2 separate regions of the Homo sapiens genome follow, and region 2 is linked to region 1. A link is an interaction called in ENCODE POLR2A ChIA-PET data of the cell type or tissue named here. Cell type or tissue: GM12878. All regions are shown on one strand. Each heading gives the region's core, and the rest is flanking DNA. Links, peaks and the distances in the headings are about the cores only.

The links. Peaks named below come from ENCODE experiments on the same cell type or tissue, not always from the same donor. Only the 100,000 strongest peaks of a DNase experiment are listed, where the experiment ranks them.
Region 2: POLR2A ChIA-PET joins it to region 1 with 6 read pairs; 4 of 35 experiments call an interaction of 5 or more read pairs at or near these places.

The regions. Positions count from the first base shown.
Region 1 is chr18:56,996,708-57,014,432 of GRCh38, forward strand. All of the region lies in intron 26 of WDR7 (WD repeat domain 7), which reads left to right. Among named protein-coding and RNA genes, the nearest start is that of WDR7-OT1, 34 kb to the right of the region's middle. RefSeq lists enhancers at 8,271-8,320, 15,713-16,213. In GM12878, for the core only: no CTCF peak of the experiment used is centred there; no DNase peak of the experiment used is centred there.
Region 2 is chr18:57,580,324-57,582,823 of GRCh38, forward strand. The region is part of intron 1 of FECH (ferrochelatase); the gene reads right to left. Among named protein-coding and RNA genes, the nearest start is that of FECH, 5.1 kb to the right of the region's middle. RefSeq lists enhancers at 896-955, 976-1,155. In GM12878, for the core only: no CTCF peak of the experiment used is centred there; a DNase peak (open chromatin) is centred at 1,098; H3K27ac peaks cover 242 bases.

The sequences.
Region 1 (17,725 bases), core at 9,046-11,545:
GGGCAGGGGAGGCTGCCTCATTACTTCCTTCAGCTTTCAATCAGTACAAAATGGAGCTTAAAATCAGGCTTTCAGCAGACAGCAGGATGTTCCATATCTACCTATCCACAAATATTCCTCATTATTTTTAGCCTGTAACTGTCATATAGCACTTAAACTTATTTTTAAATGCTTTGCTAATGTTTCACTTGAGTAGAAAAACGCACATGATATTCTATAAAATTTACCTGCAAATATACTAAGAAGAAGAAAAAAAAACTGGATCTTTTCTAAGCTTAATACAAAAGGAGTAACAAAGAATAACATATCTTAACCAGAAACAGTATCATATGAATTTACTGTTAGTGAAAATTATGGAATTTAAATACTTAATTTTCTGAGCATCTTAGAGTATGACTTGCATTGAGACCTTAAAAAATCAAATTTAAAACAAACCTGGATAAACAATGAATTGTTCAGAGGAAAGGAAGCAATTACTTTTCAGAAACAACATATTCTTCTCCATGCTCCCTGGCAGAGTGTTTTCAACTATGATTTGATCAATAATCTCACAGTAGTGGCAGATATAGAAAAAAATAAATGTTTATCACACTTGTAAACATCTCAGGCAAAGCCACAGTGTTTGCTGAGAAGACAACGTTCATTCTTGAATTTCCCCATGGGTCAGATCTGGGGGGCATTTACTATTTGACTTGTAAGGTTGGGTATTAATGACTCAAACCAGAAGTTAATGCATTATTGTAAATATTATGTGGGTGGGTTGTTGCCTGACAAAGTGAAATACAGAGTTATGCTGAATTATCCAAAGGGTGCTTATCTCTATTTGGACCAATAACGAAGACCTTGTCAACCAAAGGAGGTAGGGAAAAGTTGTTTATTTAGGGCTTCTTAAAAACAAACAGATATAACCTACAGCTTTTTTTAAAGCCTTTGAAAATTATTCACTCCTTGTAAAAAATATATTTTAATTCATCTTGGGATTTTTTTTGGCACTTGGATTGATCTCTAGATTCCATCTTTTTCAGAAGAAAGATGAATAAATTACTTAGAGTATAAACAGATGAGCAAATAGCGGCCTATAACAGTGGGATGTAAAATGTATATAGCAAGAGCTAAAAGTGTTGGAGAAGGTAATCAGCCTTTCTCCTTTGCAGTTTTTTAAATTCAATTATATGTCTCCTGATTAAATCATAAACGTGTATGTGTCTGTGTTATAAAACTTTCCTTCCTCCTGGATCTGATATTAGATAAGCCATTTTTCTTGATCATCTTTCCAGGAAGGATGAAGAGCAGCGGAGAAGCCACACTTCTTATCATGTATGGCTTTCTTTATGTTCTGTGCAAAACAAAGCAAAGGAGTGAAGACAAATCAGGTGTATATTTGGACATCATGGGGCTTCTAAAACCTGGGAGGAGAGTGCTGAGGTCATTTTTCAAAAGTTTGATATCAAAAAGCCCCAAGGTATAAGCAGTGAAGACTTAGGTATCCGTAATTTTTGTGCCTGTGTTACTCTCTCAGACCCATGAGAGATTGGGTTTAAACTCGGGTCTCTTGGGAGCTGTGCTCGTTCCCCAGGATTTTCACTGGGCATCACAGCAGCAAAGGTCAACTGCTGCCATCTCTCTGCACATATATTTGACTCTGCAATTGTAGGCATAATGCAGGTATTTTATGGGTTCTATTTGATAACATTGGGCCAAAGTAGACCTTCCTAAAACATGGGAGTCGGGGCATACTTCGTGGGACATAATGATCTGCAGGGAAAGAGTTAAACTCTATCAGCAGACTTGAAAACAGTGGTCTTAGTAGCTTTGAATTAATCGTTTAACTTCTGTACTTCTTTACTCTGCTGTTTGCTTTTATAGCACATCCCACATAGAATTCTATTAAGGAATATGAGCTGAAGCTAGAAGGTCCACTTCAATGAGTTTGCCATCAAATGATACAATAACTGTTAAAATCTTTGTAAAATGTCATTATACAAAAGCAAGTCACTAAAAATTAAATGTACTAAATTGTGTACATAGAATGTCATCTTTCTTACCCAAGGAATAGTCTTTTTTTGTGGGTCTGAATGTGATTTAAGTGGCTATTTATATAAGAGAAATAAGTGATTATTCTACTTATAAAATGAGAGCATATATTTTAAAAATTTAAAAATACTGAATACTTAAGAAATGGCAGGCCTTATTCTTGATTGTCCCAAGTTCTTGATGGTACATCGTAGCGCTTAATAGCTGAAGAAAACAAGCTTTTAGCAACAGTTTTTCCAACTACTAGTATGAATAATGTGTCATATATAAGGTATTATTTCCAATTTCCAATGTCTGGGGATGTCCTGCAGGAAGAAGTCAGAGTTATGAAAATATTTATGGAATCTTATATTCGCAAATATAGTGTGAAGAAGTTTACAGAGGCTGTCAGTGAAATGAAATCCTCACAGTATAACCTTTTAGTTTGATGTGAGGCTGCATGGCAAACAATAACAGAGTTCTAAGTCTTTTCATATTCTACAAAATCCATCTGGTTTCTTTGTACTGTGTGTGTTAGAAGAAGCCTGGTGAAGAATTTAGGGTTTGGGGGAATGTTTTTGAATACAGAAATATAGAAAAGTTAAATTTGTTAGATGGGTGGAGATATTAGAGATAAATATTTTAGGAATAAGTAAATATTAGGAAATATATATGAAGTAGTGATAATGGTTTATGTATTAAACTTCAGTTGAACAGAAAGAGAAATCCATAGAACTCTTTTAAACCACTTATTCTGAGGTGACTAAAATAATAGGAAAGAGAAGTAAAAAATTATTTTTAATCTTTCTCCATGATGTCAGCCCCTATATTAGTCTGGGCTATCTAAGTCCTTGAAAAATCTCTAGAAAAAAGGGTGGTGGGCACTTATCAAGGAAAGATGTTCTTTGTGTTGACAGCTGAGAAAAGGTAGAGATATATTATAGTAGAGAAAACAACTAAGGAAAAATAACAGAAACTAATGCAAATTTAATGCTCTTACACTATCATCTTATACAATAAATCCAACAATACCAAGGAGACAGGAGGAAGGATGGCAAGAAAAGTAGAAAACTGCGGAGAACCTTGTAGCTGGGGCAGAAATAGGACTGCTAGAAAACCCCCCTAGAGAACGGACCACCCAAGGCCTTGTCAAGATAGTTCTCTGAACAGAAGGGATCTCCCATCTTTTGACCGCTATGAGCTTCTCCTGTCAACAAAATTCCCTCCACTTCAGTTGCATTTGAGGCAGAATTCTCTGTGACAAATTCCTATCCTCTGGACCTGGAACAGTGCTGCAGCTGGCCAGCGTACCACAATTTCCTCAGCTGGGAGCAGACTGGGCATGAAGAATTGGAAGTATCCAAATATTTTTAGTCATAGAATAAGAGCTCTAGTATGGAAACATTCAGGGAGAATGTCAGTAAACCAAAATCCTGACAGTATAATCCTTCCCTTTATGAAGTAGTTTAAAAGAGATTTATTAGTATTTGTATTTAATTAACTAAAATCACATTTATACTTTTAAAAGCCTGTTATAAACCAGAAGTAATTCAGTGGCCAAGAAGAAGAGAAGGCTTAATGAATCGTATTCTTGCTGATTTCCACTGATCCTGTATTATTTAATTTCCTGTTTTTCTTAATAAAAAAGGTGTCAATTAAGCACGATATAAAAATATTGATTTTTTTCTGCCTTCATTGAATATTATTTTTGTTTCCTGTGCCCCTTTGTTGGGTTATTTTAGCTATATGTACCATATTCTGTAAAAAGATTTATTTTTTCTAATGGGCCATAATCATTTTGTTTTTTAGTGGTTTTGTAATCTATTTTTGGAAGAGAATTTGCTCATTGAACATTTGTAAGCTCAAACAGCACTATTTAACTGATTACTCTCTACTCACAAGCCTTCAGAGAAGAGGAAAGCCCTTTTAAAACTGCAGTGATGCACACAGGAAGTGCATGATTGTATTATTTTCTTATAGTTTGGTTGTTGTTCTAGAAAATGTTCAAAAGCTTTCTTCTTGTAAAAGCTAGACTGTCAATTCTGGGACTGTGCTGTTTATTAAAGATAGCTCTTAATAAATTTCTGGTGTAGAATCTTTAGCGTATAGAGGTTTATATATTCTGGAATTTTAAAAATATTTCTCTAAATTCTTTAGCTTTTCAGTTGAATATAAATATTAGTGGACAATAAGAGATGTAAATGTAGGGCCATGTATAGTGAATCCCAGCACTTTAGGAGGCCAACATGGGAGGATCAGTTGGGCCCAGGAGTTGGAGACCAGCCTGGACAACATAGTGTAAAACCATGAGACCCCATCTCTACAAAAGAGAGAGAGAGAGAGAGAGAGAGAGAGAGAGAGAGAGAGATGTAAGTTTATGTTTAGGGCCCAAAAATAAAAACATTAAGAATGGTTTGGACAAGCAATCCTGAATCAATAGCTAGTAATATAAATTAAGCAAAAATGTCTAGCTTATATTTAAAAAATATGTATATATCACTTGTGGCATACACAAATCTACTAGAGAGTGATGAACAAGAATTCAAGGAGAAGAACACTTCCAGCAGATTTACAGGAAAGGCATCCTTACCGAGAAATGGTAGCTTGTGGTTAAGTTTCCCCAAGGGAAATTGTGGGAGCACTGTCGGTTGAGACCTGATGGAAAACTTGAAAATGCGTTCTGGGGAACAGCCTTAGCCTTGTGCTCTCAATAGTGAGCCTTTTGCATGTTCATTTCTCAGTGGATCCAGGCAGGAGCAACAAAAGCTCCAACTCACTCTTTCCTGATGTATCTATTTTTCTGTGCATGTGGCATAGGTAACTGCCTTAATGAGGTAAAATACACATAAAATAACTTCACTTGTTTTAAGTGCACAGTTTGATAAGTGGTAGCAAATGTATACAACCATGTGACCACCACCATAATCAGGATAAGAACATATCCATTACCCAAAAAGTGTCCTTCTGCCCCTTTGCAGTCAGTCCTCTTCCCCTGACAATCACCAATCTTTCTTGCACTGTGGTTTTTGCCTGATTAAGAATTTTATATAAATGGAATCATACAGCATGTAACTGTTTGTGTCTAGCTTGTTTCTCTTAGCATCACGTTTATGTTTATCTGCCTAACCTGTATTTCAATCTGTTTCCTTACTAAGAACTAATATTAAATTTCTGGATATAGAATACCAAATATGAACCCTAACTAGAAAACTGGGCCTGTCTACACTGGAACCGAAATTCTTTAACCATGTTAAATAAAGGAAAAGCAAAAATACCCATGATTAGAGCAGTCATTACTTTTGGAGTTTATTTCTAAACCTTATTATTGTTTGTTCAGGTTTTCATTCCCTTTGTTTTACCCCTCCTGAGGTGCTTTCCATAATAATATCTATATTTTTAAATAAAAGGAAAAATTGTTTTGAGCTTCAGCATTTTGTGATAATTTCATAGTGTCTATGATAATGTACTATGCCCTGAGTTGTCTCGAACCCAGACTAGAAATCTTTGGGTCAGAAAATGCTTACATAAAAAAATTAAACATAACTTAAACCTATATGTGACTGTACTATAATTTTCTTTATTGATATGAACATACATATAGTACAAATAAATTATCTAAATGGATACCTATTTTTGCATCCTAGAAAAATGTAAACTGTGCATTGAAAATAATTATCATAAAAACTAGGACAGGAGTTATTTCTGTAGTCAGACTTTAGCTGCATACATTTTTGTTAAGTATCCAGGAAAGTTTTCCACAATGTGTCTCTGAATTACTGTTTATCGCATCCTACACCAGAAATTATTTAATTAGAAAAATAGATTGAAGAGGATATAAGAAGCTATTCTATAAGCGAAAAGAGACTAAGAAAGTAAGATAACTTGTTGGCTGTCACATTTAGTGATATAGTATTTAGAATATATAATCATGTCTTTTACAAACGTGTAAAATGTTCTGTAACACTTGAATGGCTGCAGCTGTCAGCTCATTTTTTCTGGATTAAGTTTGGTCAAGAAAGAAACCGCCTCATTTTCTAGTTGTCATTTGCCCAGGAAGTAAAAGCAAAATTGTAATGAGGGAATCACAGCAGGAGAGCCTCCTAACAAATGAGAGGCATATATTGACTGGCAGCCAGCATGCCATTTCAGTGATAAATGTATTTTTATACACTGCTGTTCAAGGTCACTCACTGTTGTCCTTGAGTGTGCAGCCATCAAAAGTCATTCAGTTCACATTCTAAACAGTTCTAATAATCAGTGCAAAGATGCCTGACTTTAAAAAATCAGTTATTAATTTTATACAACATTTATGTAAATTATACATCTTGATATTTCACTGCAGTTTCATCTTGCTATTGTTGAAAATTGTTGAGAAATCAAAGAAGATGTAAATTTATGAGGCATTTGTGAGATGCATTAGTATAGATTTATTACAGTGTCCACAGAAGCCAAACTTAAACATGGATGAACTTCAGTAATTACCCCTTCTGTGTTTTGTGCTTCTTCAGTGTTTAAAATTCATAAAGAACTTTTATAAATCTAAGCATTCCAAAACAAAGCTATTATCAATTTAAGACTAATGCTATGTTTGAAATAGAAATTATACTAAAAAAATACAAAAAAGGACATTTTGCTTTTAGATCTGCCTCAATTCAAAGGAAATGTTGTTACTTTTTGAACAACATTTAAAAAGCACTCTTTTTAAAGTCCTTTAAAAAGTCCTTTAAAAAGCACTCTCTAATTACTCAGAGAGAGTGATCTAGTTATTCACCATTTTGTTACTCAAAACTCAAACACACTTTCTAAATATAGAATGAACAAAACCATGTTGTTACTCAGGTTTTTGATCTCCATAAATAGCAAAATGTTCAGGGATTAATCTAGTATTAAATAGCTGTCTTTTCAAAGTTAAATTAGATGCAAAATGTAATGATTTGGATCACACGAATCTTTCAGTAAATATTTTTTAAAATATTATGATTGTTGGATTTAATAATCCTTACGTTAAATATGTGTTCACAGTGCATATTCACAGAAAATCACGGGGCCCTTTATGGTCTGTCTTCAGACTAATTTGCCAACTATGCTTATCTGACTCCACTTCATTCCTTGCACTGTAAATATTGATCATTCTGGAGGGCTTTTTGTTTGTTTGTTTTTCCCCAACAAGCTATACTCTCCTTCCTTTAGGCTTTTGAATATAGTATTCCCTCCGCATGGAGGGTGTGTGTTATACCCTTCACATTATATGTATGTTATATCATACCCTCCGCATTATATTATACCCTCCACATGTGTGTATGTGTGTGTGCGCGCACACACACACCCTAGCCTTTGTAATCATTCATACCCAGAAAATCTCCAAGGTTTCTCACCTGGCCTACACAGTAATCCCATAATTTAACTTCTACCTGAGGTTATGGGTGTAGGAGGAGGTAAATGAATGTCTCCCTGATTTTAGCTTAGAGCTTTGGATGAATCTAATATCTAGGAGCTCCAGATAGGTAATCTCATACTTCCCTCTGACATCCCACACATACCACCCTGGCCTAGTACCACACATATATTCCTCCTGTATATCCAGAGATGTTAGAAGTTATATGTCTCTGGTGTCTACAGTAGACAATTAAGTTCCTTGGGGCTGGCTTGGACCTTGAAATGCTTTTCCCCATAGAAACTATTATAAATAGTACTTAGGAGATTGAACTGGCACTATAAATTCTACAACATTAAGAATTCTCTTGGCTTTTGGAAACTGGCCCAGAAATCTATCTGTCGCATTGTTCCTGTTTAAAGGTGTGCAGAGTTCCAAACAACTGAATTCCAAACAAACTTTAGGACCTCTCATTTGATGGCTGCCCATGTGGAAACACTGCAACCTACTAAACGTAAAAATGTCACTAGCAGGTCATTTTAAAAATTACCACATTGCATACGGAATAGCCAGGAGTGACACAGTAAATATACAGAACTACAAATAGAAGGATTTCTTGTATTTAAAGTTATATTAGTTATCAATATTTTACAGATCAAAACAGTTCTTACAGTTTCACTCTTTTTTAACTTTGCAAGCAGAATTTGCCTTTCAGTGAGCCCATTATGACATTGAGTTCTGAGTTTTTCATAGCTGGAACAGGAAGTATGAGTCAGATTTCTCAGTGAAGTCTAAACTTTCCAAAGATGAAACCCATAAATGGCATTTGTAGTTCTGTATTAACTCGTACTCACACCTTGAGTTGAAGGCCTGTATCATATTTAAAGAGTACTCTTGGGTTTCCTGGTTGACTTCCTTTGTAATTTAACCTTTGGCAAAGCAGTTATAAACTCTGACACCTGAACAGTCATAAATTAAAAATCTGTATTTTATAATACCGTGTCAGGCATCTTAATGTACAATGCTGTATCTAACCACTAATCTCAATTGACTGTTAAATAGAAATGTTTAGCATAAAACTATTATCATATTATAAAAAACTGTTTAAAAAAATGATGTCCTTATCATTTCTAAACTATAAAAGCAACTAAATGTATGTTAAATAATTTTTTTTGTTAATAATCTTCCTTTTTTAAAAAAAGCAGAAGCACAGTTTTAGGGAGCATGCATTTACCATATAATATTACACTTACCATGTAATGTTATAATTTTAATTTCAACATTTAAAGTGATCTGGCAACTATGACTCTCATCTCTGAGCAAGTAAAATATTTTTATGGAAAAATAAAATAGTGCATAGGAGTATGAAATTGTTTATACCAGGAAAATCTGATAAACTTTAAGATTTCAAAGACAAGCTAATATGAAATCTGGAAGACTGTAAGCCAGTGACTTATGGTGGTTCTTCTGAGGGATGGGATTTGATGAGTAAGTATATTTGGGTAGGGTTTTCAGTTTTATTATAAGTACCCCAAAAATAGTAGTACTATAGGTAATTTTTAGTTTCTTTTTTTATATTTTTCCCGGTGTTTTTCAAAGAAAAAAATATTTAAATCAGGGGTGTCTTAATCTTTTGACTTTCCTGGGCCATACTGGAAGAAGAAGAATTGTCTTGGTCCACACACATAAAATATACTAACACTAATGCTAGCTTATGAGCTAAAAACAAAAAATCTCATCTTTTAAGAAAGTTTATGAATTTGTGTTGGGCCACATTCAAAGCCATCCTGGGCCGCATGTGGCCCATAGACCACAGGTTGGACAAGCTTGGTCTAAATAAAAATTATGCTTCTACTAAAAATTATTTTTGCTAATGCAAAGTTCATATATAAAGTCTTTTAAGCCTCAGAAGTGTGTCCAAACTACCTTCTCATATACTTACTCCTAAAGGAAAATATTATATTAAATGGAAAGCTTCTGGTTGAGTTTTAGATGCTTTTTTCTTTAAAGTGAATAAAATTAGCATGCATAGTATTAAAGTGTGCCCTTAATAGCATCTGTAATAAGGCATAGAATGTTATTTTAAGGCACACGTCTCTGGGTCACATGCATGATAGTAATTATGAGCAGATTACTAACAAAGTGCATTCTGTGTTATAAACAGAGAGCATCACAGGATTCACGTCTGCTTGGAAAGAACATAAGTTAAAACATCAAAGCAGTTTTTTTTTTTTCTTCAAGATTGTAGTTATTTAGATAGCTTGTCAGTGGTAGTGCAACAAGTGGGCTTGTGTTATTGATTTTCACCTGTATTACCACAACATTTTTCATTGACAAATATTAATTGCTTATTAAGTACTAAAGAGTTTGATGGTCCAAATATTGAATTTTGTAATGAATTGACCTTTTAGTTTTGCTTATCATTAGGCAGTATGATTGCATTAAAGATACAAAGGTTTAAGCCAATATATCTCCCACTTTAAGAACATTAAATAGATATTCCTCTAAAATTTAATTTTAGTGATAGGATATTCACTTTCCCTTTCATTCAGGTAAATTACCTTTGGCCAAACTATAGGGAATGCTTATATAAATATGAATTGTGTGGCTATAATTAGTAGTAAAGTATCCAGCATTTTTTGCATTGATTCTAGCTTATGAATACAGAGACTAATTGAAATTTGTATCAAAACCAAATTGGTGATTATGATCACTAATGTAGATTTTTTAAAGTCATTAATTTGGTTAATTTTTTTGTGTGTTCGAGAAGAATCTGCATATCTAAGTGAGCAACCAGTACATATGTGTGTATGTATGTATACAGGCATGTACATCCACAAATATATACAAGTTCCAGTTTAATTCCTTTTTTGTTATCTTTCCTAACTTTTTTTTTTTTTTTTGAGACGGAATCTCGCTCTGTCACCCAGGCTGGAGTGCAGTGGCCCAATCTCAGCTCACTGCAAGCTCCACCTCCCGGGTTCACGCCATTCTCCTGCCTCAGCCTCCCGAGTAGCTGCGACTACAGGCGCCCGCCACAACACCCAGCTAATTTTTTGTATTTTTAGTAGAGACGGGGTTTCACCATGTTAGCCACGATAGTCTCGATCTCCTGACCTCGTGATCCACCCGCCTTGGCCTCCCAAAGTGCTGGGATTACAGGCGTGAGCCACCGCTCCCGGCCTCCTAATGTTTAATAGTATATTTTTTCTTTTTATAATTATACTTGGAGAAAAAAATAATTATACTTGGAGAAATCTTAAGTATATTATACATTGGGCTTTCTAAAACATAATTTGTGGATAACTGATGAAATTTAAAGTTAAAATTAGAGAAATTAGAGTGTTTTGAGTTGGCAAGTATTTGTAGATTAAAATGTTAAATTTAATTCAAATATATGTTTTTGATTGCAGAAATTTGACTTTTTAATAATTGATTTTCTGATCTCTGAGTCAGATAATTACTACTTGATAAAGGGTTATCATTTAAAAGTTTAAATACTGTCAACCTTCAAAGCAATTTTGTTATTAACTACATTAATTTATCACAAAATCCTCTTTTAAAGGTGATTTGTACATTGGGAACAACCTTGAAATATTTAATTTAAAAATAAAATATTAGATAAAATATTATATTTCAGGTCTACAATGTGTACAATGAGCCCAGGTCTTTCTTTTCTGCCCACCCCTTATACTGCTAGTGTCTCCTGTCGTTTTATCCTCATCCTTTTGGTCTTTTCACTCTATCTACTCTTCATGGACTTTCTCAACCATTTACATTGGATTTTTTAACAAACATTCCTGGAGAAGCTGCTGTGTACCAGGAACAGGGCTGAGTGCAGGGTCTATTCCTTCCACATCTCTCTATGTGCTGGTTCCTCCCAAATCTGCCTTTCTTTTCATAAACCTGTTCCTAAGCTCCAAATTCATTTTCCTCACTCTCTAACATATTTCTGTGTGCTCAGTCCCTCCACCTGAATTCTCACACTGAGCTCATTATTTCCTCTGACACCTTCCCACTGATCCCTATCCGCCGCGCCCTCCCCAGGGTCTTCTTTCGTTTGTGCCTTCCCTGTCCAGGTCACAGCAGCACCACCAGCCCCGCTTGCCCTCTCCTTCCTGTCCATGCCCACTTCCTCATTCAGCTCCCCATTTCTCTGCTACATTTGCTTCCCAACAAGTCCTTCTTCCTTTCTGTTTCCCTCTTCTCCACCCTCTGCAGAATTTTCTTAAAACTAGTCTGATCTGACCATTCTCATATTTAAAAACTTCAGAAAACTCTCTATTGACTATGAATTAAGTCCACATTTCTTGACACCACAAGAAGGCGGCTTATAGCCTGGCCATAGCTGCCTTTCTGCCTCGTTTTCAAGCCTGCCTGTCTCCACCTCTCCTCGCCCCCTGGTGCTCCCCTAGGCAGAGTGACACGGGAGTGCTGGCCGTTTTCTTGGACCCCTCTGAAGTCTTCACTTGGCACATGTTTGCTTAGACTCATCTCTTGTTCTTCTCACCAACTTCTGGTGGTCCTTTAAAGCTCAGTTCAAATACAACCTTCTCTCTGTACCTTTTTCTGACATCTCCTGCCGCTGGACAGAAACTACTGTCTCCTCGTCTGTGTTTCTGTGACATCTTCAGCACATCTCTATTACGCTGTTGATTGCACCATACCATAGTCGCTTACTGTCAACCTGTTGGTCTCCCATTCCTAGATTCACTGGCAGGGGTCCTATCTCATCTTTATACTCTGATATCTTGCACAGGACCTAAAACAAAAATCTCAGTAAATATTTTTAACTACATTTTCCTAAAACTATTTAATCCCATGAGGTAGGCAAGACAGATAATATTATTTTACAAATAAGCAAATCAGAAAATTTTACCTATTCATAAAACCAGCAAAGACAAATTTTAATCCACTAAGTGAAAGTGGATAGTCTAAGTATAAGTCAGAGGACTGACAAGTAATGTCAGTGTTATTTTGCCACAGTAATTACTCTGGGAGATTTGCAAATGCAATTGCTATGTGAAAAAAAGACATATATTGCATATTTTATGAATATTATGATTTTAATAGAAAAATGTTGGATGTTATATCAAAAGTAGAAGGTTAATTTTATCTTTTTGTAACTTGGTATTTCTTTATATTTTTATTGCATTTATTTTGAACAATGCAATTGTTTTACTATTAAAATTGTATTGGGAAAAGTAAAAATGTGAAAGGAGCTTTAAGTTAGAAGGTATTCATTCTAGATCAGTCTCTAAGAAGTCACCATCATCAAGGGAATTCACTTTTTGTTTTTTTATTTCAATAGGTTTTGGGGGAACAGGTGGTGTTTGGTTACATGACTAAATAACTTGGTATTTCTTAACAAAAGGAATGAACCTTGTAATGCAGAACAACATACAACATAAATTAGGTTATGTTCCAGACTAATCTAATTTTTCAGTTTTAATAAGTGGAAGAGGCATAATAAACTACACATAAAAGTGTAAAATTTCTAAATCTGTAATGTGTCCTAGTGAATATGTTCTATCATTATCCAAAATAAACATGAATCCAAAGGTATGGTAATGTTGGTTAATATATGTATGAATTTTAGAATTTTATTTTATGTTGTAATGTAACACTTTCAAGCATTTCTCTTTTCAGAATGGTGAAAATGTTAAATACTTTTGAAACATAATTTCAAAAAATATAAATTCCCTAGCTTTATAATCTACATCAGACAATTTTGTGTCACCAGGCACTATACCAGGCAAAGGAGAGGTGACAAAGGAGCGGGAACACATGTGAAGATCCTGACCTACTGCTCTAACCAAACCATCTTCCGTTAACCATAACCCAAATCAAAACCCACGAAAATGCCAAGTCCCATCATGACGGACATTTACTTAGGAATGTGATTGCTGTCCAGTGAGTTAGTGTGTACATGTGTCTGCTGAAGTCCTGCCATGTAAAAGCCTGAAATGTCTAGAAAGGGTGGAGATAATCAAGACCATTCATGCTGCTGAGGAACTCCATGTGGAAGCAGGAGGGGAGGGATTTATTTTCATAGCACAGTATAAGACTTCTAGCATGTGTTCAAATAGTTTTCTATTAGAAATACTGAAAAAAACATTTAGCTTTGGGTTTGCCCAGATCTGAAGAAAACATTTTGTGTGACTTTTTAGGCATATGCAAGTGAAACTTTAATAAATATTTCATATGAGCAGTGTAAATATTTGATAATTTATTCACTATTCTTTTATTTAAAACAACCACATTTATCTAAATTATATTAGTATTCAGCAGTAGAGTGTCCATGAATCATCTTTAAGTATGGCTGTGTAATTATATTTTTAAATGTTAAATTATATCAAAACGTTATGTTTTCATTTATGTCTTTAGGCTTTTTTAATCATTATTGAGTCTAAAAGTTGTACAGTACAAACATACTGCTGTCATTTTATTAGCCAAAAATTGGTGGTGATCATATAATATATTAACTTGTGATGTTTGGGATTTTTAGCAAACCTAATTTTCAAAGTATGATTCTATATAATTAATCATTTCAACATGCAAAGAAAAGACATATCAATTATGTATAATTTAATTGGATATTCTATTGTTACTTTATCCTGGAAATATTGGGCCTAATAAATCAGAAGAACAGGGAAGAGCAAGGCTAGTTCCTGATTATCTGCAGCAAGAAAAGGGGAAAGAAGGGCTTAGACATTAATAGGTGAATTAATGTCTAATTGATGGAGAACTTTTCTTTGAATCTGGAAGTTTCCCAGTTAAATCGAAGGGAAAATGCTCCTAAAATCAGTACCTATTTTTTAGAGTTTGCTGTATGATGATTACAGCGTTTTTAAGTTTGGTAAGCAACGATTGGCTTAAATGTTTATTCTCTATTTTTCTATTCATAAAACTTCCTTTTAAAAATAATTTTGATAATTTATAAAGGATCTTAGTGAAAATATAAGCCTCGATACCATAAAAAACTTATTAGGAATGTCAAAATTACAATAATACAATAGTTTTGAGCATGTATTTTGATTCTCACTATTCCTAGATAAGGGTGTTGTATGTGTATATGTGCATATGCACATGCATGTTAATATATAACCCCCCCACAGAAGAAATATTGAAAACTATTACTTGCATCATAAGGATTGTCAATATGTAGGTAGTGAAAAGCTCTTTCAATTCATCAATGTCAGTTTGTCCTCGAATGACATATACGTAACTTTTAGTAACTGAAAATGAGCAGTAAACACTGAAGCTAGTTTTAAGAAATAAAGAGAGCCTGTTTACTTGAGGCATTATATCTTACAATAAAACTTAAGATAGCTCACTTTATTATATTTATCCTTAAATCTATTTTCCATTAAGATGTTAAAATGATATCAAGTCTACTTGTTTTTCCCTCTGAATATATATTCTTTTCAATTAGATGGTGATAGAAAATAATTCATTGAATAGTTTCAATACCTTGGCTTGGAAAATGCCAAAACAGGTTGACTTTATAACATAAAGTTGGCATAATGTGAATAAAAAGCATTGCCTCAGCCCTCCATCAAGAAAAGAAATTATAGAGATAAACACTCGGTTTTCAACTCTCAAATCTCTGTTCAAAATCATTGTAGAACTGCCAAAGGGCAGCATCTAGTCTTATGTGCGTAGACTATAGGAGATAGTACACCCAATAAGAAAAGCTGAGTTCTTTTCAATACTAGAGAGTTTTAGGATTGCATTTACCATGTACTTCCATTTTGGTCGATATTTTTAGTTTTTATATTTTGCGTCCCAAGTGAGAAAGAAACAGGTTCCTAACTCTAATTATCCTTTACTTAAAAAGTGCTTATTTATGGTCCTTGTAGGAAGATATTGCCTCTTTGGGGGTACAGACAAGCTGATGGGAGGGTGAAAACCTTCAGGCACTGAGGACCAGGGAGGGAGGCTGCTGGTGAGAGAGATGGGGCTACCATCTCTGTAACCTGGCCTGGGTATCTGGGGAAATCAACACAGGTGCCTTCCTCCTCCTTAGCCAGTGAAGAAGGCCAGGACAACTCTGTTTTAAGAGGTTTGAACTCCTGGAGGTGGGTCAAATAAAAGAGTGTTTCTTCATCCTCACTGTGACAGTGGGCCAGTGGACCCTGCCTCACCCCACACGAAGGCAGGACTACCCTGGGAAAATGGGCTTCCTATGTCCCAGGCAGTGCTGTCATCCCAGCCGTCCTCACAGGGATGGCAGGGTAGGGGAGATTGCCGTGGACCAGGACAGCACCAGGATAGGAAGGGAGGTTGGGCCAATCCAGGGACCTTCCTGTGTATGTGGAAGCCACCTCCATGCCACATGGGGTTGGGAGTCTAGGGGTTCTGCGAGGTCCCCTGAAATTCAGAAGGGTCTGCAAGGTGGCCTGGCTGACTGTTGCCTGTCCAGAATGAGGAGACGGACACTTCTGCCGGGCAAGCTCCAGCACCGCCACAAGCTCTTGTTTCCAAGCAGCCCTGCTGTAGCTGCCTGGGCTGGGGCTGCACCCAGCCTCCAAGCACCACCAGACATCACTCAAGGTCTTTGTTATTTGGTGTGGCGAAGTCACTTATAAGTGTTAGTGTATAATATACATAAGACTTTCTCAGCTGTAGGAAAGTCAAGCTACGGAAATTGAAGATCCAGCAGTTCATAGCTTTCTTTTACCTGGTATTCTGTGAGGCAGCAGACTCTGGCCCCAGACTGCCTGGATTCTAACCCAAACAAGTTATCGCACCTCCCTGTGCCTCGGTCCCCTCATCTATGAGGTGGGGAATAACATAGTCTGCTTATCTCATTGGGTTGATATGTAAAGATTAAAAAGTTTATGTAAAAGTGTCTGGAACAGCACCTGGCATATCATACATGCTACAAAAGTTTGCCTTCTTAGTATGCTTTTTGAATTCTCTATAGCAACAGTCCCCAACCTTTTTGGCAGCAGGGACCAGTTTCATGGAAGACAAGTTTTCCATGGACCTGAGTGGGATGGATGGTTTTGTGATGAAACTGTTCCTCCTCAGATCATCAGGCATTAGTTAGATTCTCATAAGGAGGGCACAACCTAGATTCCTCGCATGCACAGTTCACAATAGGGTTTGCACACCTATGAGAATCTAACACTGCCACTGACCTGACAGGAGGCAGAGGCTTGCTTACCTGTCACCCACCCTCCTGCTGTACGGCCTGGTTCTTAACAGGCCATGGACCGGTACCAGTCCATGGTCCAGGGGTTGAGGACCACTGTTCTGTGGTATAGCATAGTAATGCATGTTTACCCTTCCATGTACAATTTTAAAATTTATTTCAAGGATGACGACAACTGTTTTATAGTTGACCTTTGCTAAATCCACTTTTTGTTTTAAATTAAAGTATTACGTTATATGATGCAATTTTATCAAGACCCAATGGTGAGACAGAAACTAACCTCTTTAAGCACCCAGGTGATATGATGTAAGTGTTGAGAATTAGTAAATTGGAGAAGAGAGAAATAGAAGAGGGTTAACGAGCAATAAATGAATGGGAGTACATGTTTAATGAAAATAAACAGGGTGCAAAATGAGTACTAATGTATTTTGGAAAGTGATAGAAGAGGCTTTAGAGCAGGGGTTGATCATCTGGGTTTTTGTCAGTGGATGCCTCTTCAAGATGTTTCTGCAGCCCCAAGACACTGTCCATTGGCTTAGGTGTGCACATCTCACTCTCCTAAAGATAACGGGGAGCACTGCAGATGCAGCCATCTGCATGCCAACAACTGTACGAGTTTTTCCTTTTCAAGGAGTTCTAGTAAATTATCTTTTAATGGTGATCATCAGCCACAATTGCTGTTTTCTGATAAAATAAGCATATGCTGGCCAGGCTGCATAGGGTTATGAGAAACTGTAATGACATCTGATCTAATTCCAGTACTCAGTCTGGTTTGAAATTCCACATCTTGGCTGGGCACAGTGGTTCACGCCTATAATCCCAGCACTTTGAGAGGCCGAGGCAGGTGGATCACTTGGGGTCAGGAGTTCAAGACCAGCCTGGCCAACTTGGGGAAACCCTGTCTCCAATAAAAATACAAAAATTAGCTGGGCGTCATGGCATGCACCTGTAATCCCAGCTACTCGGGAGGCTGAGGCAGGAGAATCACTTGAACCTTGGAGGCAGAGATTGCAGTGAGCCGAGATCGTGCCATTGCACTCTGCATTCCAGTCTAGGTGACAGAGTAAGACTCCATCTCAAAAAAAAAAAAAAGAAGAAAAGGAATAAAAGAAAGTCCACATCTTGAGGCCAGGTGCTCACACCTGTAATCCCAGCACTTTGGGAGGCTGAGGTGGGTG
Region 2 (2,500 bases), core at 1-2,500, 570 kb after region 1:
AGCATTTCTCTGCAGGCAGGTAAAGGAACTTAAGCCCTCTCCAAGGGGATGGGGTGGAGGATCGCTCCCCTAGGATGGCCGATGAGAGCCTGCAGAGAAGCATTTTAGAAACTACACACACCTCCTCTCCCCACCTCGGCTGCAGATTTTGATACAATCCCTCACAAGAACCCCTGCACGAGACCAACATGACTGACAGTAGCGTGCTGCTCCTGTGGAAGGAGAAGGGGCTGCAGAAAAGTGAAAAGCCGCCGATTTCGGGAGTGGCGAGTGGGCCAGTTTCCAAATAGCTGCAGTTCTCCTTTCTGCCTCCAAGCCTTCTTCGGAAAGCACTCGTGCTGAGAACCCAGTACTGCCCTTGAACCTTGACAAGGGGCCTCTGCTTCCCAGGGCCTGTTCTGGCCCTCCTCCCACTGCACCCCACCCCACGGGGTATGCAGTCTCTACCACCAAGGAGACATGCCACCCCAGGAGTCCACATCCCACGTGCCAGACCAGGCTCCCAGCGCCCCAGGATTCCCTGTCCCCCAAGCTCCACACCCACTCCCAGGGTCTGTGCAGGCATTTTTTCAGATCCATCCTCCTGAGGGAGGTTGTGCCATCAGTGGATCAAGTCTTGACCTGAATGGTGGCCAAGGGATAGATAGCTGTTTGCAGGGGCAAGAGTGGAACTGGGCATGAAGACCAGAGAGTCCATCCAGGCTGTCTGTGAGGCTCCCCACAAGGCCAGAAAGAGCCAGCGGCAAGAAGAGAAGCAGGAAAGCATGTCAGTCAGAGGCAACTCTCCAAAGGCCTCTACACTTCTGCAGGAACTCAGAGAGTTCAAGAGCTCATCCTTCCAGGTTGTGATCAAGGTCTATTTGTCAACATAGGAGGACAGAACATATTTCCCAGTTTGTTAGCTTGCTATATCCCACATACCATATATGTGCCTTCAAGTATACCCTTGTCCTGGGCCCCACAGGAGGTGGCAGTGGGTCTGAAGAACCCACCTGAATTGAGGAGATCATGTGCCATACTCAGCTGTCATATGAAGAGTACTGGTCCTTAAACAGCCAGTGAAATGAAACTGAAGCCATATAGGAAGTACTGAAGATGGCCATGTGAGACGGTGGTTACTGTGGTGCCTGGTGCTATGCACATGACCTCTTCCCCATTCTCAAACCAGCCGGTTAGAAACCAGCTTGCGATCAGTCTCCTTCTGCCCTCCTCCTCCTAAGAGGCAAAGGTGCCCTGAGGAGGAATTCAGGCTGTGGGTTAAGCAGCTCTGACTCTGAATTCAGCTCTGCCACTTACTAGCAATGTGACCTGGGGCCAGGTCTTCCTGAGCCTGAGTTTCCCCACCTGTAAAATGACACCTTGCTACAGGGATTCTTGAAAGGAGTAGAGCAGAGGAGTGAAGCGTTCTGCAGTGTCCACCATGTGATTAGTACTGGTGTTAGTTTCAATTGTCAGTTTCTAGAGGACGGGAACTATACCTGCTCTGATTTTATCACCTAGCATGTCTGTAAAATATAAGAGAATTATATCTCCAGGCCATTAGATTTCCAACCACCCAGATTGTACACATTCCTAGCACAGCCAATCATGTCAGCTTATGCTGAATAATCTTTACCAACTCAAAGTGGAAGTGCAAAGATTCCATAAAGAAGTTCAATTCCATCTGGTTTGAGTTGGTGTTTTAAAAAAAAAAAAATTCAATTCCAAGGCTCAAACCAACTCACATCTCCTTTTTTACTAAGTTTAATTCTGAACTTCATCGTGGGATTTAACCAGGTTCCTAATCATGCTGCAATGGCCCTAATTCCTTATGAGTGAGATTGTATCGGATTCCATGGGGCATGAGAATGAAACCTTGGCATTCCACAGTTTGACTGCTGGTACAAGTTTAGCATCCCAAATGTGAAAATCCAAAATCCAAAATGCTCCAAAACCTGAAACTTTTTGAGCACTGACATGACACTCAAAGAAAATGCTCATTGGAGCATTTTGAATTTTAGATTTTCAGATTTGGAATGCTCAATCTGTAAGTAAGTATATTCCAAAACCTAAAAAAAATCTGTCCAAAACACCTCTGGTCCCAAGCATTCAGGATAAGGGGTACTCAACCTGTAATAAAATGACATTTCCTCCTTCAAACCTAAAAAAAGGAAGGAGTGCCAGGTGTGGTGGCTCACACCTGTAATCCCAGCACTTTGGGAGGCAGAGGTGGGAGGATCGCTTGAGCCCAGACATTTGGGGGCAGCCTGGGCAACATAGCAAGACCCTCGTTTCTACACAAAATTTAAGGAGTTAAAAAAAAAAGAAAGGCCGGGCGCGGTGGTTCATGCCTGTAATCCCAGCACTTTGGGAGGCCGAGGCGGGTGGATCACGAGGTCAGGAGATCAAGACCATCCTGGCTAACACGGTGAAACCCCATCTCTACTAAAAATACAAAAAAAAAAAAAAAATTAGCCAGGCGTGGTGGCGGGTGCCTGTAGTTCCAGGCTGAGACAGGAGA